2 separate regions of the Homo sapiens genome follow, and region 1 is linked to region 2. A link is a contact called in ENCODE Hi-C or POLR2A ChIA-PET data. All regions are on one chromosome and are shown on one strand. Each heading gives the region's core, a stretch centred on a gene start or an enhancer-like site at or near the end of the contact. The rest is flanking DNA. Distances are from core to core; before and after follow the strand shown.

What was found. A loop is a pair of places that touch in the nucleus more often than their neighbours do. ChIA-PET counts read pairs that join two places held with the same protein, here RNA polymerase II (POLR2A). Pooled maps may share reads with other maps.
Region 1: a map of PC-9 shows a loop between it and region 2 (6-fold over the local background). The contact joins two enhancer-like sites. A Hi-C loop is called at or near these places in 2 of 168 maps with a recorded cell type or tissue (PC-9 and psoas muscle) and 4 of 50 pooled maps. POLR2A ChIA-PET finds 5 or more read pairs at or near these places in 5 of 52 experiments (K562, MCF 10A, Panc1 and 2 more).

The regions. Positions count from the first base shown.
Region 1 is chr3:183,305,801-183,309,292 of GRCh38, reverse strand. The region is part of intron 10 of MCF2L2 (MCF.2 cell line derived transforming sequence-like 2); the gene reads left to right. Among named protein-coding and RNA genes, the nearest start is that of B3GNT5, 54 kb to the right of the region's middle. Within about 2 kb of position 2,137, at least 17 of the 41 ENCODE cell types and tissues checked have a DNase peak (open chromatin) inside an H3K27ac peak, as active enhancers do; they include PC-9, where a contact is called at or near this core.
Region 2 is chr3:183,184,119-183,187,411 of GRCh38, reverse strand. All of the region lies in intron 27 of MCF2L2 (MCF.2 cell line derived transforming sequence-like 2), which reads left to right. Among named protein-coding and RNA genes, the nearest start is that of LAMP3, 23 kb to the right of the region's middle. Within about 2 kb of position 1,556, at least 3 of the 41 ENCODE cell types and tissues checked have a DNase peak (open chromatin) inside an H3K27ac peak, as active enhancers do; they include PC-9, where a contact is called at or near this core.

The DNA of each region.
Region 1 (3,492 bases), core at 888-3,387, 120 kb before region 2:
CAAAGGAGAAACCAGAAAAAAAAAAACAACTAGTTTTATACCTGGAGCAAGACAATTAGATGGGGGAAATTGGTCCATGTTAGTTCCATTGCTACACAGAATTGGCAAAGCTTTCTCCTTTCTCATGTCCCAAGAGTTGTAAATGTGAAACTTGTAAAAGAATATGTATTTTACAGTCCCATACTGGAATTAAACAGTGTCCCAGATCCGCACACAAGTCAGCATTTAGAAATGATTCCATTTTAAGTGTTTACAGATTTGGTTTATTACAAATGAAGAAAGCTGAGTCGTCTCTTTCCAGAGAAGTTCCTTTCTGCTTGTTTGAAATTAGGTTCTCTATATTTTTGGGTCTTGGGGACCAAGTCCCCTGTGGTTAGCGCTTCCTTTCTTAGCTAATCTGGAGGCATGTTTCTCAGACGGCAATTTTGCAGTACTAGAGATTTGCCAAAGTGTGAGCCTCTGGCCAGCAGCACAGATGTCACCTGAGTAAGCGCTAATTAGAAATATAAAATCTCAGACCCCACCCTGGAATTGGAATCTGCATTTTAAGAAGATCCCCAGGTGATTGACTTGTACGTTAAAGTTGGAGACACACACCCCTAAAGGATACAAAACAAAGTATACCAAGGCCACACTGACTCTAAGAGCTGTTGGTTGTAGATTCTGAGCTGCAGGTGCTTGTGCACATGCATGAACACACAAACCCAGCTGTGTATCCAGATCCCCATTCAGGAATCCCATCCCTTCACAGCGAGCGCTCTTTCTCTTACCAGTGACCATTTGACAGATAAACTAGTGCTAAAGACACATGAGTCATCAGGAACATTTATCAAACAATGGAAAAGTTGAATTTCATATATATGATGACTAGATACCTTAGATTCTCCAGGACAGCCCCAACCTTATATCATTTTAGTTTTTTCAAAATAATTTTTTACTGAATATAGATACTATATTTTTTTGCTTATTCATATATTAAGAAAAAGTGCCTCATCAAAAAAAATGCCTTCATATATATATGAAAGTAGCTACTGACCTATCCAGAGGGTTATTTATTCATCAAGAGGTATTCCTTATCCTAGGTTCCGTGGGTGCAGCGGTGAGCCAGACAGTCCAGAATCTGCCCTCATGGAGCTTACATTCTACTGGAGAGAGACAGTTCACTAAAAAGCAATCAAATAAATAATAACATCAGATAGTAACAAGTGATATAAAAAAGAAAACAAGATATAATAGAAAGTGACTGGGGATGCTACTTTAGCTAGAATGGTCTGGAAAGGCCTGAGAAGACGACCTTTGGTCTGAGATCTGTTTGATCTGTGTAATCATGCAAAGACTTAGGGAATAGTATCAAAGCAAGAGCGAGCTGCAGGTGCAAAGGTCCTAAAGTGGAAATGAGCTTGGTGAGTTCAAGGAACATTGCTAGAGCAGGTGGGCCAGGAGGAAATGAGTGAACAGAGATGAGCAGAGGCCAGGTAGTCCTGTTGCACCCTGAGATCTTTTGTGAGGATTTGAATTTTATTCTCAGTGGAACAGAAAGCCCTTGGAAGGCGCTCTGGGCTGTGTCTTGAATAGTGGCGATGGATCTGCATGACTGCATCACATTCTTTCTTCTGCCCACTTCCTTGAACTTGTGGTCCTTGGTATATACTTCAAAAGTTGCTGACCAGAGTTAGGGATGAAACCTGTGGTTATGGAACACAGGAATGCTCTGTGAACCCATGACCCACCTTTCGTGGGCAACATTCTTGAAGCAGCTAGACTAGCCCACTGTGGATGACCTGTGACTTGCAGGATTTGCAGACCTGTCACATCCTATGACTTGCAGATCTTATTTCTAAACTTGCTTCCTGAAGGATGTAGTACACCTGTGTCTCTGCCTTTGCGTAAATCAAACAAAGCTGTCTCATCGTAACTGAGATCGTTTTCAATATATCTTCCCTCAGACTTCTCAGACACATGGCTTCTTCAGATGATTAGGGCTTGGCTAATCTTTCCATTTGTCCTTTAAAGTGTTAAAGGAACAAGACTGTGTCTGGCCACAATCTGACAAATATCTGCCTGGAGTTTGTCCTTTACTCGGCACTAAGGGGCCAGCTCCCTCCCAGCACAGCCACACGCTGGCTCTGGGGTGTTGCCAGCTTCCTTATTCCACACAGTGACATCATTCTCACAAGTAACCTCAGTCAACTCACTAACCAGGCTCCTGTCGCATGCTGATTCAGCCTGTTCTTTATCTTGTTCTCGTTTGAGGGTTTAGCAGTCTTTTGAATGCTCCTTCCTGATTCTGAAAAACAGTAGTTTCAACCACTTACAGAAGGTCTTCTATAAAAGCAGAACTTGCTGCAGGGTTTTGACTGTGGGCCGTACTGAGACCCTTGCTGAGGGGCCAGCAGGGAACAGACCAGGACAGGGTGGAGGAACCACCTGATTTCAGCCTTGACCTCTCCCCATAAGGGTGCTGTGTCTAAGAAGGCATGGAACCCAGGCCATTAACATCTAAGGATGTCATCTTGTTGGAGGGTCATGGCTTTGTGTACATGTGTGAAATTTTCAAACACACAGAGAAGCAGATAGACTGGCACAATGAACTCCAAGTGTCCATCATTCAATTTCAACAACCATTAGCTTTCTGCCTTTCTTGTTTCATCTGGCCCACCTCCCCATACACACACTCCATCCCTGTGGATCCTCTGTGGGTTTGTTCTAGATTCCCGGATAGAGTAGCATCACTCGCTTTCTCGCCACTTTCTTCCCTAGTAGGCACTCTCATCTCTCATCTGTTATACCAGCAGAGTCCTCGGGGGGAAATAAACTTATTTCAATAAAGATTTCTGATTGCAACTTCTAAGCTGAAACTTGACGATCCAGCCTTCTGGAATTTTCAGCATCTGAAAGATCCCAGATGGGCTTGTGATCAGAAGATTTTAGCCATTTTTTCCCTCACTCTTTCTTTTTTACTTTGGAGATTTTGATGACTATTTATCCTGAGTGGGAGGTATATAAACTAAAAAAATAAGCTTCAATTTGGAGGTTTCACCATAAATTTCTTTGCAGGCACCAGGAGGATTTCATAGCACATGTGTAGAGGCCAGGTGGGCTGGAAGGTGACAAGAACACAGGCTTTGGAAGTCGGATAGGGATGGATTCAAATCTTGGCTCTAACAAGTACCAGCTGTATGACCCTAGTCACGTTTCGTAGCCTTTCTGAATATGGTCCCCCTCATCTGTAAAGCAGAGGTAATAATTCCTGCCTCACAGAGACCTTGTGAAGATTAAATGAGTTAGATGTGTGGTAGGGACTTCATGTGGTCAGCTTGCAATATGGTTGGTGGTCAGTAGTCAGTGGTCAGAAACTATTGTTGTCCTTTCAATTCTGTAATAGTGACCTTCCAGCCATGTGGTGGCTGAATCCGGGTTGCTCCTTAGTTGCCCTTTTTTTTGAGACGGAGTTTCACTCTTGCCGCCCAGGCTGGAGTGCAGTGGCACAAT
Region 2 (3,293 bases), core at 307-2,806:
GAAAATTTTTAATTCTGAATTCACTTTGCCTCTGATTTGCAAAGTTCTGGCCATGTGAAAGACATAAAAATGAGAATAACTGTTGTACCTCAGAGCTAACAGAGGAAGAACCTGTCTGCCAGCCTTACTACAGGTCCCTCGTCGGGTACCTCAGGGTCTCCAAGGGGGCCTAGGAGCTATCCGGTATAGCACGTCATGGTTGTTTCTTTGCCAATTTTTGTGGCATTTCCTTTTGGGCCTAGATAATTTAGTTACTTTCATTATCTTTTTTTTTGTGTTATTCAAACTTATTGGGGCACTCTAGTATTTCAATGAAGAAAATAAGTTCTAGCAAACAGCCCTCTCTGGAGAGATGGTGGGTTATTTTACATATCTGACCAATTGGTTTTAACTATTTTAAGTTTCCTTTTCTGATTATTAAAGGAGTACACATGTAGAATGTCAGGAATTTAGAAAATACAGGAAAGTACAAATAAAAATACAAATCCAACATAACCAGATATAATCACCATTAATATCTTCTTGCAGACGTTGTCTATAGAAATGCATGATTTGGTCAGTTGTGGTGGCTCATGCCTGTAATCCCAACACTTTGGGAAGCCAAAGCAGGAGGATCACTTGATATCCAGGAGCTTGAGACCAGCCTGGGCAATATCGCAAGACCCCATCTCCACAAAAACTTTTGAGACGGAGTTTCACTCTTGTTGCCCAGGCTGGAGTGCAATGGCACGAACTTGGCTCACTGCAACCTCCACCTCCCAGGTTCAATTGATTCTCCTGCTTCAGTCTCCCGAGTAGCTGGGATTACAGGTGCCCACCACCACACCTCGCTAATTTTTGTGTTTTTAGTAGAGACGGCAGTTTCACCATTGTGGCCAGGCTGGTCTCAAACTCCTGACCTCAGGTGATCCGCTTGCCTCGGCCTCCCAAAGTGCTGAGATTTACAGGCATGAGCCACTGCACTGGACCTACAAAAAATTTTTTTTAAAAATTAGCTGGGCATGGTGGTGGGTGTCTGTAATCCTAGCTATTTGGCAGGCCAAGGTGAAAGGATTGCTTGAGCTCAGGAGGTTGAGGCTGCCGTAAGCCATGATTGTACCACCGCACCTCTCCTGGGCAAGAGTAAGGCCCCATTGCAAAACAAAGATATGCATGATTTTTTTTAAATGGAGCCATACTAAAATTGGGGTGACCTTATATTTTAATCTTATTGGAAATTTTCCATTAAAATTCTGATGAAATGGGCAAGGCTTTGACTGAACCAAACTAGACGTATTGGCTTGCCCTTCCCTCCTGCCACTCATCTTTGGGCTTATTCCAATCCAGAACATTTGAGGGCAGCTGGTGGCTGAGCTGGGAGGTAAAGCTAGGTTATAAAGTTTCTTTGACCTACAGCCCCTCCCTCCCCCAAGCTTCCAGCAGCTCTGAAAGTCTAAGACAGCCAGCTCAGACTGCCTTAGGAGCTGGCAGGGACTTTGACAACAGAAATGCACGGGAAAAAAAAAATGTGCCCTGAGAATGTCAACATGTGGAATCTGAAAGCAATTAATTAGATGTTCTCAAGAATGATTCACTTCCTCTTAGCCAAAGATAGGCTTGCAAATGAAATAGACGTTTCAGCTATAGACCAGCCTAAGATATCCACGTTTATACTCTGGGCCACCAAGCAAAATATTGTAACCGAGCCTAGTACCCCTGGAAACATTTTGGAACTCTCTCCTGTTGGGAGCTCTGGAGAGCTACTGGGATGGATCAGACAGAATGTGACACCATGTATTAAATCCTAGAAGACAGAGAGGGGAAATTGGTTAGCAGCACACACAACACAATGATGAAGGGCTCAAACTCAGGTCTCAAAGACCCAGCCTCAAGTGCAGCTCCATCTCTTTGGATGGATTCTATAGCCTGTCTGTGCTTAAGTTCTTTTTATCATTCATTTTACAAAATGGAGATAATACTGTACAGTCTTGCCATGAGGATTAAATGAGATGAAGCCCTTAGGCTTGCGCCTAGATCTCTGAAAGCATGGAATTGTTAGCAGTTAGTTACCCCCTGGTTCTTCCAAGTGAAAGGAAGGAAAGCCCAGGGGGTTTAGGCATTGCTTTTAAGCAGCTCACCACTTCCCACCCCCAAGTGAAAATGATATCCTTTAGTTCATGTGATAGAGATGGTCCTTAAAAAGTTGTGCATAATTGGCCAAGCGCGGTGGCTTACGCCTGTAATCCCAGCACTTTGGAAGGCCAAGGTGGGCGGATCACGTGGTCAGGAGATCGAGACCATCCTGGCCAACATGGTGAAACCCTGTCTCTACTGATATTACAAAAAAATTAGCTGGGCATGGTGGCATGCGCCTGTAGTCCCCAGCTACTCAGGAGGCTGAGGCAGGAGAATCACTTGAACCCGGGAGGCGGAGGTTGCAGTGAGCCGAGATCGTGTCACTGCACTCCAGCCTGGCAATAGAGCGAGACTCCGTCTCAAAAAAAAAAAAGAAAAAGAAAAAAAAAGTTGTGCATTGAGAAAAATCTAGTTTGAAAGACAATAAAAATAGAATTTGCCCATTTAATATCTATGGATTGAGAGCTACCGCTGAACCAGCAGGATCTACAATGGTCTCTTTGTGCCATCCACTGGACAGTAAGGGAAACACCATGATTTTGTCTTCAAAGTCTATAATTTACCAAAAATATGTATGCTGGTGAGAATAATTTCAGCTCATTACTAGGTTCACTTGTTAATAAATTTCATTCCATTTGTTTAAGCAAAATAAAAAAGCTTAGAATTCTAAGCACTAAATGTGAACACTAGATTTCCTAAACCATTCAGCTTATCTGATATGCACCAGAAAGATTGTCGACTAAGGGTTTCAAAAGAGAATACTCTCACCAGTCCTTATCTGCAGGAATTCTCATCGCCCACCTTTCCCATTCTTGTCCTTCTCCACCAATACTCCTTATGCTTATCTGATACATAGACTGAGAGTGCCCCAGAGACTCAGGGTGTATCTGCTCCAACACACCACTAGATCTTGGCTGGGACAAAAGTCGTTCCATTCATTTTCCAAGAATACAACTATCACTTAGAATTTTGCTATAATCAGCTGGGCATGGTGGCTCACGCCTGTAATCTCACACTTTGGGAGGCCAAGGCAGGTGGATCACCTGAGATCAAGAGTTCGAGACCAGCCTGACCAATATGGTGAAACCCTGTCTCTACTAAAAATACAAAAATTAGCCAGGCATAGTGGCATGTGCCTGTAGTCCCAGCTACTCTGGAGGCTGAGACAGGAGAATTGC